Regions from separate parts of the Mus musculus genome. Here region 2 is linked to region 1. The links are chromatin loops, found by intact Hi-C in ENCODE. Cell type or tissue: left cerebral cortex. All regions are shown on one strand.

The links. A loop is a pair of places that touch in the nucleus more often than their neighbours do. Peaks named below come from ENCODE experiments on the same cell type or tissue, not always from the same donor. Only the 100,000 strongest peaks of a DNase experiment are listed, where the experiment ranks them.
Region 2: a loop joins it to region 1, with 2.8 times the contacts of the local background. A loop is called at or near these places in 4 of 42 quality-filtered maps.

What each region holds. Positions count from the first base shown.
Region 1 is chr1:118,758,485-118,760,984 of GRCm38, forward strand. No RefSeq gene overlaps it. Among named protein-coding and RNA genes, the nearest start is that of Tfcp2l1, 130 kb to the left of the region's middle. In left cerebral cortex, a CTCF peak has its summit at 1,291 (motif pointing left); DNase peaks (open chromatin) are centred at 1,281 and 2,170.
Region 2 is chr1:118,510,997-118,513,496 of GRCm38, forward strand. Clasp1 (CLIP associating protein 1) reads left to right here. Exons shown (of 43, transcript NM_001359328.1): 20 at 1,709-1,732. Among named protein-coding and RNA genes, the nearest start is that of 2900060B14Rik, 53 kb to the left of the region's middle. In left cerebral cortex, no CTCF peak of the experiment used is centred here; a DNase peak (open chromatin) is centred at 1,373.

The DNA.
Region 1 (2,500 bases):
GCCAGCCCCTGTAATGGGAATAGGAACTTTCAGAAGTGTCCACAGCTGCTCATGAGCCAGGGGTTCTGGGAGACGTTGCATGAGGTCCCAGTGTTCTCTAGTTCCTGGTGGGAGGGTGGCAACAGGAAGTTGGTCCTGAAGGTCACTGAACTGGTTTCTGTGACAGGAACCTGACAAAGGCAACTTAAAGGATAAAAGGTTTCTTCTGGCTCCCAGTACACAGATGCAGTCGGCCATGGAAAGGAAGTGGCTGGTCACACTGCAGCCAGCGTCGGGAAGCAGAAGGAGATGATGCTAAGCTGACTTCCTCCTGTACACCTGACCAGGCGCATCAGTCCACCTGACAGTACCACTGACATGCAGAGTATTCTCCTGCCTCTTACCTGGTCTGGATATTCTCTGTGGAATGCCCACAAGTTTGTCTGTATGGTGGTTTAGTTTAGTTGGCACAACCTAGAGTCCCCCTGGGAAGAACATATCAGCGAGAGATTGTGTAGATCTGGTTGGCCTGTGGGAGCGTTGGGGAGGGGGGCGTGTCTCTTGATTTTCTTAATTGATGTGAAATTCAGTCCATATTTGTATGAGAATGTCATAATGCAATCTATTATAAATCTGTATAATTTTCAGGGAATTTAGAAATATTGGATAGAGCGCCAGAGAGATGTCTCAGCCTGTAAAAGTGATTTGGGAGAGCAAGCTACACAAGCTGTCCTCTGATCTGTCTGTACACATGTGCATACCCACCTACTACCACGGCATACAACCCCCACCCTCCTCACACACACATCATGTACACAATAGTAATTAATAATACTGACAACATTAAAATCTCATTGGATGGATCTGAAGGCTGAGGGCTACAGGTTTGCACCACCCAGCCCCAAGCTGACTCCCTCGGGAGTCCATCACCCCACCCCCAGACCTCATTAATACTACAGCTGCTTCCCCTGTTTCCAGGTGGTGAACACATGGAAGCCATCTGCCCCACGAGGCACCCTCCCTTTCCCAGTGATGATCTGGAACCACAGAGATGAGCAGGAAACATCTGCTCCTAAGGTCTCATTTTGTGATCAACCCTACTCCTAGGTCAGACAGGACAAACCCTGATGATGCCTCTGTGCCCACCAACGGCATATTGTTACTTTGTTACAAGAGTAACAAAGTCGAGAGTATCAAACCGTCAGGCTGCTGCAGAGATCCAAGTGAACAGTTACCCTGGGAGACTCACCTCTCAAAACTGAAATCTCCTTGCACCTACCTCATTTCTGGCCATCTACTGCCACCTGCTGGCAAGACAAGTTCTATGTGTAAGAGGACAAAAGGAAAGCTGTAGGAATTTCCACAGTTGCTTCTCCTACACAGTACCAAGAGCATCTGTTAAGACAACACACATGGTGGTGTTACGGTTGATGTGGATTTCTTATGCATCTCTCTATGAGTGTATGATGTGTGTGTGTGTATGTGTGTCTGTGTTCCACGTTTGCTTGTGTACGTGTGTTTGCAGGTACTTGTCAGCCTGTGTCAGTAGCAAGCAGAGGTTGAGGTTAGATATCTTCCTTGATGGTTCTTCACTTTACATATGAGGCAGGGTCCTTCACGGTCCCAGAGTTTGCCAATTCAGCACATCGAACTCTCCAGCTTGCTCTGGGGATCTTGTCTTCGTCTTCTGAGCTGTGGGATAGATAGGTGGGCTGCCACATCAGACAATGAGATTGCATGTGCATGTCACCACATCTGACTTTTTAAAAAGTAAAGCCTTTAAAACACTTTAAAAGTTATATCTATTTAATTGTGTGTGTGTGTGTGTGTGTGTGTGTGTGTGTGTAGTTTCATGACCTTATGTGTATACCACATACATACATGTTTCTGTGGAAGCCAGAGAGGGCACTAGATCTCCTGGAACTGGAGTTGTGAGCTGCCTGATACCCCTATGCTGGGAACTGAACTGGGTTATTTGCAAGAGCAGCCAGCTTTTAATCACTGCTCTCAAGACCCCCAAACCCAGCTTTTCATGCAGTTGCCGGGGACTGAACCCCGCTCCTCCTGCTTTCAGAGTTTATCAGTAACTTTCCTAGTGCTGTGAAGAAACACCACGACCACACCCACTTATAAAGGATGGGATCGACTCACGGTTCCAGAAGGAGAGGGTCCATCGTGATGAGAAGCACTGAAGCAAGCAGCAGGATGGCGGCTGGAGCACAGAGCTGAGAGATCACATCTTCAACTGCAAACACAAAGTAGACAGCAGGCTGTAAGCCCGCCTCCAGTGACCGGCCTCTTAAAGGTTCTGCAACTTTCCCAAATGGCACCACCAGCTGACGCCCAAGTATTCTAACACATAAAGCTATGGGAGAAACTTCTCATCCAAACCACCACCCATAGCAAGTTCTTTCTAGACTGCCTCCACTGATCCCAACTTCTCTCTTCTGTGGGACTTAAAGCCAGTGACTATAGGTTCCAGATAACTCCAGATGCTTCCAGGGTAGCCAATAGCTTCAGA
Region 2 (2,500 bases), 250 kb before region 1:
ACCACGTTAGTCATTCACCCCCAAATCTGAGGACTTAGTTTAAATCATAACACTAGGACTGGGTTACTCACGTGCCCACTAGAGTATTTCAAGGTCACTGTAAAGCTAATCTTCTGAAGTGTTTTGACATTGGAAGCATGCAGACAGGACAGGACAGAGACAGTACCACTTGTTCACTGTCACCATGGGCAGGCTGTGCAAGCTCAGAGTCTGTCTCTCTGCCAGTGACCTTGTGGAGAGGTAGCCATCTGACTCAGGCACATGGTTGAGGATGGGTGAGATTACATGAAGGTCCTTTGTAAGTGATCACCCTGCAAGGTCGCAGAAAGAGCTGAAGTAAGAGCACTGCTAAGCTGAGACATGTATGTCCTGGAACCATATGTCCAGGCAGTCCTGTTCCCCTGATCTCAGATATTCTCTCGAAAAGAGGCTTAGTGAGGGCTCTCTTCTTCCTCGAGGTAACTACTGTTCCATTAATGTACAAGTACGAAGGTGCTGCTTTGTACTTTGTGGTCAAGGAAGAAGCCGCAGGTGTGCCTTCCCGTGGTGAACAAGTTAGATCTTAGTATTTGCCAGGGTGTCAATACTTTTGATCCACTTTTACTTTTGGTTTTTGTTTATTTGGTTTTATTTTTGTTTTGGAGACAGGGTCCCACTGTATAACCCTGGGTAGCCTGGAACTCACTATGTAGACCAGACTGGCCTCTAACTCAGAGATGGCTTGCCTCTGTTTCCCACAGATATACCTGGCTCCCCTTTAGTATTTTTAGTTAGCATTGCCTGACTGTTTTCATGCCAGCCTTGAGAGACTCTAGGGTGAGTACTTACTCGTATACATATGTGGTGTTTAGTTCAGGCCTCCGTAGATTCCCTCAGTGCTGATGAGAGGCCCAGGAGTTTGGTCTGGTGGCACATGAAGAACCCTTCAGACTCGCTGAGGACATTCTCTAAGCACAGTTTCCTCTCCAGACAAGGCTGCGGCATTGACTCTTCTCTCCCTTCCCCATAAGAATTCTACCTTTAGTTTCCTTGGTTTTGCCCCACCCCCACATGCTACTTCAGCAAAGAGTGAAGTAGCACGTAGTTCTGAGACTGTGCCCAGGTCCTACTTAGAGTGACAAGACACTTGCCTTGCAAAGTATAGCATTAAAGCTGATAACCCTTTTCCAAACTTCTAGAGTCCAGACACATGAGGGAAGACTTGGAGTACGTAGGCCTGGATGCAGGTACTAAGTGCAACAGCTGCTGCTGCTGGGCGAGTAGTTGGGATAGGCCTTGCTGCAGCCTCTAGCTCTTCTCACTGGGTTCTGCTCTTGGGGTTACTCCTTGGAACCTGAACTTTTAGTGGCTCCTCTACACCCCTCCTCCTGCTAGAACTTTCAGGGAATGGGAACTTTCCCAAGGATGATACAATTGGCAAACCAGAGACTGTGAGGCATGCTGTCGACTGTGATACAAATGTGTGTCACTGTTCTGTTTTGCTTTCCAAAGGCAAACTGTGTTACTCTGGGCTGAGCTGGCTCCTGGTGAGGCCCCTTAGCTGGCTTCCCACTCTGCCCTGCTTCTGAACTCGGTTTCCTTTTTTTGGCTTTGTTTTAAAGTGTACATTTTGCTTTTTTAGTAGCTAATAACATTCTGCTTTTTAATTTTCTGAATGTTACTAACTGTTCCCTGTTGTCCCCTCCCTTGTTTTTTAATTGGCTTAAAGACGGTACTACCACTAAAGCGGAGGGTAAGCGGTTTGTTTCTGTGATTGAGGTGTGTGTCTCTCTGGTCCTCTGTTCCCACCGAGTGCTGCCCAGTGCCCACTTGTCCTCACTGAGGTCCCTGCATGATGTGTTGCACGCTGTCCTTACCCTCTTCTTCATTCTGTCTCCAGGGGCTTCTTGCCTTCCCTCTGCCTCAGTTCTCTTCCCCTTTCTTGTTTGATCTTTGTTCTGGTGAATCAGGGCACTGAAGTGTGCTGTGGGTGGTAACCGTGCTGAGGCCACACTGGGAGGAATATTCAACATCACTTTGTACGTTGCTCTCTTGGGGTTTGTTGCTCATGAAGCCCCCACCTGAGCTGCACTCTCTTTTTTTTTTTGTGCTCCGTGGGCCTCTCGGGCTCATCTTTTTTGTCTGAAAGTAAATGTCTGGTCAACTACCCACATTCTGTATTGGTGAAGTTTTCTGATGAGCTATAAAGACATTTTTAAATAGTATTTTACTCTCCTATGAAGAACACTGCCAAATTGTTGTTTTTATTTGTGTCAGTGTCACATGCCCCTGTTTCTTCATTTGTGTCCACTGATCTTCCTACCAGCCACGTGGTAATACTCTTCTCTGTGTTGAGTTCTGCAGTCCGCACCATGGAGGGAAATGGCCATGTCCACATCCCCTGATCCACAATTTAGGCTAAGAAGCTCTTGTTCAGACCTCACCTTGGTCTTTGAACTTGAGACATAGCCAATATAGTGTGCACTGACCTTAGCTTAGCAACTGTTAGGCAACATTATCC